Linked DNA regions of Homo sapiens: region 1 is linked to region 2. Evidence: chromatin contacts called from ENCODE Hi-C or POLR2A ChIA-PET data. All regions are on one chromosome and are shown on one strand. Each heading gives the region's core, a stretch centred on a gene start or an enhancer-like site at or near the end of the contact. The rest is flanking DNA. Distances are from core to core; before and after follow the strand shown. Region 1 overlaps GGA3 (golgi associated, gamma adaptin ear containing, ARF binding protein 3). Region 2 overlaps SAP30BP (SAP30 binding protein).

Region 1 (5,692 bases), core at 876-3,375, 440 kb after region 2:
CCCAGCTACTCAGGAGGCTGAGGTGGGAGCATCGCCTGAGCCCAGGAGTTGGAGGCTACAGTGAGCCATGATCGCCTACTGCAGCCCGGGGCAATAGAGTGAGACCCCCATCTCTAAAAAAAGAACAAGCACACGCCTGTGGGTGGTCCCAGCTACTCAGGAGGTTGAGGTGGGAGGATCACTTGAGCCTGGGAGGCAGAGACTGCAGTGAGCTGTAAGAGCCACTGCACTCCAACCTGGGTGACAGAGTGAGACCCCGTCTCAAACAACAAAAAAGAAAAAAAAAAACGAAAGACGCCAGGCACTGGGACTCACACCTGTAATCCTAGCACCTTGGGAGTTAAAGGCAGGCAGATTGCTTGAGCCTAGGAGTTCAAGACCAGCCTGAGCAACATGGCAAAATTCTGTCTCTACCAAAAGTACAAAAAATTAGCTAGGTGTGATGTGAGTGTCTGTGGTCCCAGCTAGGCTGAGGTAGAAGAATCATCTGAGCCTGGGAAGTTGAGGCTACAGTGAAGCCATGATCGCACCACTGCACTCTTGCCTGAGTGACAGAGTGAGACCCTGTCTCAAAAAAGAAAAAAAAAGGAAGAAGAAAAAGAAATGGGGAAGTCAGGAAAAAGAAGTGATGCTTTTTTTTTTTTTTTTTTTTTTGAGAAGGAGTCTCACTCTAGTCGCCCAGGCTAGAGTGCAGTGGCACAATCTCAGCTCATTGCAACCTCTGCCGCCTGGGTTAAAGCGATTCTCCTGCCTCAGCCTCCCAAGTAGCTGGGATTACAGGCGCCTGCCACTTCGCCTGGCTAATTTTTGTAGTTTTAGTAGAGACAGGGTTTCACTATCTTAGCCAGGCTGGTCTTGAACTCCTGACCTCGCGATCCACCCACCTCAGCCTCTCAAAATGCTGGGATTGCGGGTGTGAGCCACCGTGCCTGGGCCATACATTTGTTTTTACACTCATTTCTGTACCAAATTAGCCCAATTATCTACTGTCTTGTTTTTTGAACTGATTTTTTTTTTTTTTCATGTATTGAACCAGGAGAGCACAGCCTCCTTGAGGGTAAAATCTGTGTCTGGAACTTTTTCTGTAGTCCCTCCAGGGTCTGGCATGCTGACATGCTGTTTACTTCATTGTCTGCGGGTGCTTAACAAAGACTTGGTGATTGACTAAGTTTGTGTTTCCATTCAGGACCCTAGTGAAGGTTGACCTTTATTCCCTTTCCAGCCCATGTTCTTGCTTCTGCTTGTTTGTAAGTCATTTGTTACGTAGATTTTTCTTTTTGGAGATGGAGCCTCACTCTGTGGCCCAGGCTGGAGTGCAATGGCCTGATCTCAGCTCACTGCAGCCTCTGCCTCCTGGGTTCAAGTGGTTCTCCTGCCTTAGCCTCCTGAGTAGCTGGGATCACAGGTGCGCGGAACCATGCCCAGCTAATTTTGTGTTTTTAGTAGAGATGGGGTTTCACCATGTTGGTCAGGCTGGTCTCGAACTCCTAACCTCACGCAGGTGATCCGCCTGCCTCGGCCTCCCAAAGTGCTGGGATTACAGGCGTGAGCCACCGTGCCCAGACCATATGTATATAATTTTTTTTTTTTTTTTTTTTGGAGATGGAGTCTCACTCTGTTGCCCAGGCTGGAGTGCAGTGGTACAATCATGGCTCACTGCAACCTCTGCCTCCTGGGTTCAAGCAGTTCTCCAGCCTCAGCCTTCAAGTAGCTGAGATTACAGGTGTGTGCTACCGTGCCTAGCTAATTTTAGTATTTTTAGTAGAGACAGGATTTCACCATGTTGAACAGGCTGGTCTTGAACTCCTGACCTCAAATGATCCACCTGCCTTGGCCTCCCAAAGTGCTGAGATTACGGGCGTGAGCCACCGCATCCAGCCTGCTATGTAGATCTTGTTTTCTCTGGAATGTTTGAGCCGTGCTGGAATGGGGTACCCAATGCTGCTGTTTCCATCCCCACATGACGTTTTAAGTCCCACGAGAGTAGGCTAGCGATGGAGTGAAGCTGAAAAATGAAAGCAGGAAATCCAGAGACACAGAAACAGATGAGGCTTTCAACAGAGACTCGAAAATAGACAGAAACCATGAGTCAGAGCAGAGCCCGGAGGGGCGGTTCGGGAAGGCAAGGTCTATAGGGGAAGCTCGGGTGTCACCTCTATGCCAGGTGAAGGAAATGTTGAGTGGGTGGGAGGCTGTGTGCATCTGCTGGGGAGGCAGTAGGCAGATGGAAAGATCAAGTCACCCAGAATTATCCCCAGAGGTTCCTTCCCGTTCCTGTGGGCGGGTGAGCTCTGCTTTCTGAGCTGCCCAGAGAGCTGGAGGAGATAGACATGGAACTGACCATTGCAGAAACTAGGGCTTTTTGTGCCCGTGAGTAGGCAAAGAGCTCCCTGTGGATTTGCCATAAAAAGGTCTATCAAGGTGGAAGAAAGTGAGATTCTAGAGAAATTAATACAAGTGAAAAGTGGGCAGGAGTGTTCTTGGAAGTAGAAATGCTGTTGGAAGTCTAATAGACTTGGGAAGAAGATAACGTATGGTGAATACCAGTTGCTTCGGGGGTTGGGGGGATCCACATTTTACTCTGTACTCAGAAGATGCTTTTCCCCGTGCAAAAAGTGAAAGTGAGTGGGCCAGTTTTTCTTCTGTCACAAGGTGTATGACTGTTCCCAAAATAATAGCCCTGGGGGATGGGGATTGCTTCTCAGACCATTCAATTTTTGTACCCTGTAGACTTTTGGTGTTATGTGAGAACTTTAAGCACCTGATAGGAATTAGTAACAGAGCTACGCTAATGCCTGAGGAAATTTCAGACAATTGGTGGGAGAGACTTGGCATTTGGAATGTGATAGCTGGTAGGCTACCATACAGTAATGCAGGATTGCCAGACATTTCTTTCCAAATGGCTACCCTTGATTACATTTAACTCCCCTCCTTTCAAGCTCCAGATTTTGAAGGACCTGTTAATTCTCTTTCAAGATTGAAGACAGACACCTTCTTTTTCTTCTAAAGAGGAACCTAGGCGGGGTGCGGTGGCTCCCGCCTGTAATCCCAGCACTTTGGGAGGCCAGGGCTGGTCTTGACCTCCTTACCTGAGGTCAGGAGGCCTGGCCACCATGGCGAAACCCCATCTCTACTAAAAATACAAAAAGTAGCCAGGCATAGTGGCGCATGCCTATAATCCCAGCTACTCGGGAGGCTGAGGCAGGAGAATAGCTCGAACCTGGGAGGTGGAGGTTGCAGTGAGCCTAGATCGCGCCACTGCACTCCAGCCTGGGTGACACAGCGAGACTCAATCTCAAAATAAATAAATAAATAAATATGAACCTAAACCATCAGAATCTTCCCCTTGCAGCCACAACAGAAACACTGCCGGGGAGGCCGAGCCCCGACCTGGGAAGCAGGGTGATACACTGGGTGCCACGGGCCTTCCCTCTGCCTGGCAGCTGTCGCTACTCAGATCCCTGCAGCCCTGTTGCCAGTGAAGGAGCTGGAGTCTCTGTTATGATGTGTTCATCCAGCTGGTGAGTTTTTTTTTTTTTGTTTTGTTTTTTTTGTTTTTGTTTTTGTTTTTTTTTTAGACAGAGTTTTCACTTGTTGCCCAGGCTGGAGTGCAATGGCACGATCTCGGCTCAAGGCAACCTCTGCCTCCCAGGTTCAAGCGATTTTCCTGCCTCAGCCTCCTGAGTAGCTGGGACTACAGGCATGTGCCACCATGCCCAGCTAATTCTGTATTTTTAGTAGTGATGGGGTTTCTCCATGTTGGTCAGGCTGGTCTTGAACTCCTGACCTCAGGTGATCCGCCTGCCTCGGCCTCCCAAAGTGTTGGGATTACAGGCGTGAGCCACTGCACCCGGCCCAGCTGGTGATTTTTTTTTTTTTTTTTTTTTTTTTTGAGACGGAGTCTCGCTGTCGCCCAGGCTGGAATGCAGTGGTGCGATCTCAGCTCACTGCAGACTCCACCCCCCGGGTTCGCGCCATTCTCCTGCCTCAGCCTACCGAGTAGCTGGGACTACAGGCGCCCGCCACCTTGCCCAGCTAACTTTTTGTATTTTTAGTAGAGAGGGGGTTTCACCGTGTTAACCAGGATGGTCTCGATCTCCTGACCTCGTGATCCGCCCGCCTCGGCCTCCCAAAGTGCTGGGATTACAGGCGTGAGCCACCACGCCCGGCCCCGTAGCTGGTGATTTTTAAAGTTAACAAAATACAATTATGAGAAATCAGAATTCAGAAAGTAATGACAGAGAGGGCCTTGTCGGGAGGGGCTCTGACACCCTGCTTTGGGCCCTCATAGAGATCTGGGGAGGGAGCAGGAGTGTTTTAAGGGGTGTGCGTCTTCAGCCTTCCATTTGTCTTCAGAACCCAAAGCCCTAAATTTAGCAAACAGCTGGAGAGTGCTTTCTGAAGAGGGAGGCTCTGGACCTGAATCAGAGATGGGAACCCATGTAACCACCCTCAGCTGGGCTCTTCAGTGTAATCACAGGTTTGGGAAGGTAACTGAGGAGAGCCCATGCCAAATATCAGAACTTTGCATTTGGTGCCTGGATTTTAAATCCCAGGGGCCCTCTGAGAACTCTAGTACTTGTGTTTGTGCTTGACCATGGAAGGCCATTAGAGCCTGGGGGTGCTAGATACTCAAGCTGCAATCCCAGGCAAGTTGCACGGTGACCAGGGCTTAGTAGGGGCTAAGTAAATGTTGTTGGCTTGACAATGATGAGCATTATGTGCAATTTCAAAAACACTTAAAGCATTATGGAAGGCTAGGTCTGGAAAAACCTTTTGACAGGTATGTGGAAAATATTCGCTGGGCGCGGTGACTCACGCCTGTAATCCCAGCACTTTGGGAGGCCAAGGCGGGCCGATCACCTGAGGTCGGGAGTTTGAGACCAGCCTGACCAACATGGAGAAACCCCGTCTCTACCAAAAATACAAAATTAGTTGGGCATGGTGGTATGCACCTGTAGTCCCAGCTACTTGGGAGGCTGAGGCAGGAGAATCACTTGAACCCGGGAGGCAGAGGCTGCAATGAGCCGAGATCGTGCCACTGTACTACAGCCTGGGCAACAAGAGCGAGACTCCATGTCAAAAAAAAAAAAAAAATTTGTGGTTACAAATATGTATTTTTTTATCTAGTTCAGTCTGATTTCAGTTTCCCCAAAAACCCTTCTTGACCATCTCCACTTGCTTAACACTGAGCTCATTTTTATATAGCTGGAGTTCCCTTTATTATCTTTACATGTTTCATGTAGGCATTTTTTTGGGAATATTTTAATTATTTGTGTTTGTCCTTTTGACCTTGATTCCACTCTAAGCTTCATGAGACAGAATTTGTTTTCTCTTTTATTTGTGACTTTCAAAATACTGGACAGAAAGCAGTATTTGTATTTGCTCTCCGACTGAATTTTTTTTTTTTCTGTCTCCTTGCTACTGACTGTTCTACTGAGGCTTCTCTATTAGAGAGTAAAGTTGAAAGCAAACTCTTAGTGCTTAAAACTTGCGAAGAAAACCTTCCATTGCATCCTCATTGCTCTTCCTAACACTTGTCCTCTTCTTTGTTGTGTTGCAAGATAAAGCCACCAATCCTTCCAACCGCCAGGAGGACTGGGAATACATAATTGGCTTCTGTGATCAGATCAACAAGGAGCTGGAAGGGTGAGTCTCAGCACTGTGGGGGCAGCTGAGAGGGAGCGGACTG
Region 2 (5,432 bases), core at 634-3,133:
TTACCAGTCATGTCTCAGATAGGAGGTATTTAGTATGAAAAATGGACCAAGCACCCATGACAGTTATCATGGAAGCCAGCCATGTGTCAGAAAAAACATGTGATGAACGATTTATTTTATAATTTAAAAAAAAGTATTTTATTTTAGATTTGGTGGTATATGTGCAGGTCTGTTACATGGATATATTATTGTGTAATGATAAGTAAGGTTTGGGCTCCCAGTGTACCCATCACCCAGAAAGTGAACACTGTACCCGGTAGGTAATTTTTCATTCCTCACCTCCCTCCCATTGAAATCTTTTAATTGATAGAAGTCACCTCTCGCCCACTGAAATATTTTAAATGACAGAATTAAGGAGACGGAAGAAAGGCTCGATTATTAAACTGCCAGTCGTTCAAGGCACTGGTGTTAAACCACCTGCTCTGGGGGAGATTCTCACTATGCCCTTAAAGAGGCAGGAAGCGGAAAGAAGGGCTGTGAGGATACAAGCAAAAAGCAACAAGAAAGCACTGTTCATCTCTTCCCCGCCAGCAGCGTTTTGAAATGCACAGGAAACACCTGTCTTGACTCGTATGAATCCACCCACTGGCCTTCAGGTAGAAATTCTCAGTTGGTTAAAGTAATGAGCTCATCCTGGATGTCTAGTCACCAGGCATCTGTCTACATCAGCCAGAGGGCATGGAACCCGCAGCCCAGAGACATGAGCAACAACACACAGCCAGAACAGGCTGAGGGCTTTTCACCCAGTTCCTAAGGAAGGTGAAAACAAAGCACCTCACCTAGGAAAGGAAGGCTGCTCCTGGGAGAAAAGACTAGGCCCACCTCTTCAGCCCCCTCATTCAATTCCAATCAAGACACAAGGAAAAACAGGCTGGGGGAGTTGGGAGGCTGAGGTGCGCAGATCACTTGAGGCCAGGAGTTTGGGACCAGCCTGGACAACATGGTAAAACCTCCTCTCCACTAAAAATACAAAAATTAGCCGGGCATGGTGGTGCATGCCTGTAATCCCAGCTACTTGAGAGGTGGAGGTTGCAGTGAGCCGAGATTGCGCCACTGCACTCCAGCCTGAAAGAGCAAGATTGTCTCCAAAAAAAAAAAAAAAAGATACAAGGAAAAACGAAAAGACAAAAACAAAAGCCAAGTTAGAAAACAGAAAGGAGGAAAGAGGAAGTATGGTTTAAACGCTGAGCTGGTGGAGGACACCAATCTGAGCCGAGGTCTCCTCCTCTGCCTGCACCCCTCATCCACCCAGACCCCACCTGAGACTAAAGGCCCAACAACCAGAGCAGGAGGCGGCTGCGGCACACTGGGCGCTGTCCCTGGAGAAGAATAGTGATCTCAACCTGCCAATTTGGTTTCTTAACCAACTGTGACTGAGACTTGGAAGATGCAACTGTAGGTCAGTGGCAGGGGCCTGGTTCTCAAGAATTACAGAACCTGGAATATGGTTCCTCCTGCAGAGAATACAAAAGTCCAGCCATTGATGAAGCTGACTGGAGCGCAGGAAGGAAGTAACAACAATATAGACCCACGAAACTGGACAAGCTGCCATTTGAGCTGGGAGGATTTACTCAGCAGAGAAGTACCAAGTCCTGAGTAAGAGAATGGAGGTTTATTTACAGCCAACAATGCTTCCTCAATCCTTCCTGGAACCGGCCCCACAAAGCTCCAGTGTCAAACTTGAGTTCCACAAAGGCAGCCGCCAGCATCTAGATCCCACCAAATCTAAACGTCATGTTTTCTTTCCAGCTTCGGGAGTAGCGGGCACAGAGAAAGCACTCTGAACAGGGGCACAGGGCAGCCAGCCCCGAGGCCACAGGCAAGAATGCTACAGACTGGGGGTTTCCTGTTGGGCAATGTAATCTTGCATCTTACAAGTACGTGGCAGCTAGGGAGGCAGATTAGTAAAATGACTCCTTTCAAACCTTTATTCTCTCAGACCTGGGACAGCCCATGGCCTGATGAGATCTCACTTCACGAGCACAATAGCTCCTTAAAAACAGATCCTCACTGTGGCCCACGAGCCTTGAGGATTCCCTGCTGCCCATTTCAGCCTCTTCCTCCCCTTTCTGCACCCAGGATCTTTGCAATGCCTGCTCCCTGAAATCACCTTCTCCCCACTCCTGCCTAGAAAGCCCCGTGTAGGCCTCAGCCCAGCCCAGGGAAGCCTTCCTCTACCCTCATGCTCACCTGGCCGATGAAGACAAACTACTCTACTCTGTGTACTCACAAAAATCACCAAGTCTAATAGTCAGCCTGGTCCACAGAAGGTGCTCAAGCACTGACCTCTCTCTGTCTCTCTCACACACACACACACACACACACACACACACACACACACCCCAAACACTGTCAGTTTGTCTTCTGTCAAGTTTAGGTTCCACACCTACCTTCAGCTGTTATGTTTTAACTTCAGACTCCCAGCCTGGTCAACTCCACAGTGAGTTTCATGTGTAGATTCACTAGAAATGTCAGACGGACAGGCAGCAGAAGAGCAGCTAACAAAAGGGCTAGGCTTGCAATAAAAGTCTGCCAAGGGGCAGGAGAAGGTGGGGAGGGGACACCAACGCTGAATTACAAAAAAATTTCAAACCCAATTCTTTGTTCATCTTTCTGCATCATCTTTTTTTTTTTTTTTTTCCTGAGACAGGGTCTCACTCTGTCACACAGGCTGGAGTACACTGGCGCAATCATAGCTCATTGCAGCCTTGACCTCCTGGGCTCAAGCAATTCTCTTGCCTCAGCCTCCCAAGTAGCTGGGATTACAGGCATGCACCACCATGGCTGGCTAATTTTTAAATTTTTTGTAGAGATGGGGTCTCACTATGTTGCCCAGGCTGCTCTTGAACTCGTAGGCTCAAGCAATCCTCCTGCCACAGCCTCCCAAAATGCTGGGATTACAGGTGTGAGCCACCACATCTGGCCCTGCATCCTCTTTCCGAACACTGGGCCTAATGCTCCTAAATCCTAAGACAAAAATAATTACTGTATAGTTAATTCATTTATTTTTTCCACAGATAATTTATTGAGCATGATTTATACACCAAGCAATGGGCCAAGCATTGAGGATAAAATATGAAAACTCAATCTAGGGGAATAAGTTTAGGTATTATGCTAAGCTCTTCAATTAAGAATCTCATTTTTCACAACAGTCCCATGAAACTGTGCTCTTAACCATCAGGCAATACAGCTGCTTCAGAACAACTGCTATGCCATCCTCCAGAAACCCTCTTGTGGAGGCATCAAAGTAATAGTCAAAACAAGGTTTTCTGAGATCAATGTGAGTCACTTCAGGTTGCCAAGAAAGCAACAATGCTGGATTACCTTTATAAAATACCTCCAAGTTCCAGAATAAAATGATGTTGGTTTGACAGAGACATGGTTGGGGGCTAGGAGTGAGAGCTGTCAACAGCTCAGCAAAGCCTCCAAACCCAATGCTGCATGGGAACATCCCACCCCAGAGGCCAGATGCCAGCCACCCCCACTGGAGAGCCCTGGAGAAAGCCCATTGCTAGCACATTTCCTTTAGTTGTATCCTGTCGGCCAGGACTGAGCCACTGCCGTGGGCACACTGCCTGCCTGGGAATGGAAACACTCAATTTATCAGAAAAATGGGCGGAAGTTGGTGGGGCCCTCTGGGACACGCTGGGGTTGCCTTTGCTTAGACCACTTGCTGATGGGAAGGCTCTGCTCCCAACCACAGAAGGTTTCTTTTTTTCTTTCTTTTTTTTTTTCTTTTTCCTGAGATGGAGTCCCGCTCTGTTGCCCAGGCTGGAGTGCAGTGGCGCAATCTCGGCTCACTGCAAGCTCCGCCTCCAGGGTTCACGCCATTCTCCTTCCTCAACCTCCAGAGTAGCTGGGACTATAGGCGCCCGCCACCACGCCTGGCTAATTTTTGTATTTTTAGTAGAGACGGGGTTTCACCTCGTTAGCCAGGATGGTCTCGATCTCCTGACCTCGTGATCTGCCTGCCTCAGCCTCCCAAAGTGCTGAGATTACAGGCGTGAGCCACTGCGCCCGGCCCCAACCACAGAAGGTTTCTATAGGAATGGGTGAAACAGGAGTTTGCCAAGACTTATTAAGCCGGCTATAGAATTGGCCTTGTAGACTGAAGACAAGGTAGGGAGGAGGAAGGGAAACAGTTTCTCTATTTGAAAAATCTGGCTAAATTTACAAAGCCCACGTGACTCAGCACGGCTCCTGATGTTGTTACATGGAACATGTTACAACCAACTAGACTTCAATGTAAATGCAGGGAGCTATTTCCAAGGGGGACTTTTGTTATCCGACTATTCCAAGTACAATCTACATTTGATTCAAGACACTTCAAGATTTTTGGTTTCTTGAAAGTTACAGAAGATGGTCAGAGAGGGCCATTCCCTTTTTGTCTTATCCCCAGAGTGTCAGGAACGGGTGTATCTAGGTCCAGAGTTTGCCTCACACCAAGGATCTGAGTCAAGCTCTTGGTGGTGAGGCCAGGACAGGCTTTTTCCCTTCAAGGCTTCCCACAAGAACAGTATCTCTGTGCTTTAGGTTGATATATTTGGGGGGTTGGGGGGAGCCTGGAGACAGACAAGGACAAAAGAGACAGCTTTGTGAGGTTGAGAATGCAAGTCTGGAAGGCACACAACTCTACATGGCTACCAAATTACAAAAGCATTCCATCTGAGAGGCTGGCCGACAAGCTGAGGAGTTAGTTACATCAACATCTCAGGCAAATATACTCGCAGTCCCTGAAAGTCAGGGTGACAGAAATGCAAACTGGTCATCATCGACACCGGTAGGAAGGGGACTGAGTTACTTAGAGGGCCAAAAAGAAGGCAAGCATCTTTGAAGCACAGCCCAGAAAATATTTACCTAACTCCAAAGTTAGGAATAGAAATGAGCAAAATCCTATTGAACCCAGAAATCACACAGCAGCATTTCAGGAGACATGGATGAAAATACAGAACGAAGGTCGGAAGTGCTGGATCCCTAAGGACAGGCAGTCCTCTGTATCATATAATTTCAAAGAAATGAGTCCCAGATGGGGAAGGAGGGGCCCAGCCACACCTCAGTTAGCAATCCATGGCATCTGGCCCGAAGGGAAGGAGGTATGTTGGGGCTTGCACGGCTGATGGGAGGGTGTACCAGACACGCGGTGGCTCCCTGTGGGCTGTGGAACCACAGGAGTGAGGTGGGGCTTCTGGGAGTCTCAGCTTCAGGTTACTTGGATCAACTGCCATCAAGAAGGCCCCTCTGGCAGTGCAATGGAGCCAAGGAGGGGTCAGAGGGAGAATAATGGTCATTGTTCCCCTTTGCATGAGATCACAACTTCCAACAACTACCAGCGCTTCTACCAGCAGTGTTCAGCTTATGATGTAGTGAGGCCTTCCTTGGAAGGTGGCAGGACAAAGCCAAAGCAGGCTTGGATTTCCTTCCCTTGCGACAAT

What was found. Hi-C counts contacts between places; a loop is a spot of excess contacts on that map. ChIA-PET counts read pairs that join two places held with the same protein, here RNA polymerase II (POLR2A). Pooled maps may share reads with other maps.
Region 1: a pooled map shows a loop between it and region 2 (5-fold over the local background). The contact joins two enhancer-like sites. A Hi-C loop is called at or near these places in 2 of 50 pooled maps. POLR2A ChIA-PET finds 5 or more read pairs at or near these places in 5 of 52 experiments (A673, B cell, BJ and 2 more).

What each region holds. Positions count from the first base shown.
Region 1 is chr17:75,246,669-75,252,360 of GRCh38, reverse strand. GGA3 (golgi associated, gamma adaptin ear containing, ARF binding protein 3) reads left to right here. Exons shown (of 17, transcript NM_138619.4): 2 at 5,565-5,649. Among named protein-coding and RNA genes, the nearest start is that of GGA3, 12 kb to the left of the region's middle. RefSeq lists a silencer at 999-1,293 and enhancers at 1,617-1,726, 1,737-1,836. Within about 2 kb of position 2,125, at least 11 of the 41 ENCODE cell types and tissues checked have a DNase peak (open chromatin) inside an H3K27ac peak, as active enhancers do; they include B cell, where a contact is called at or near this core.
Region 2 is chr17:75,684,827-75,690,258 of GRCh38, reverse strand. All of the region lies in intron 3 of SAP30BP (SAP30 binding protein), which reads right to left. Among named protein-coding and RNA genes, the nearest start is that of SAP30BP-AS1, 2.7 kb to the right of the region's middle. RefSeq lists enhancers at 1,123-1,622, 1,623-2,124. Within about 2 kb of position 1,883, at least 14 of the 41 ENCODE cell types and tissues checked have a DNase peak (open chromatin) inside an H3K27ac peak, as active enhancers do; they include B cell, where a contact is called at or near this core.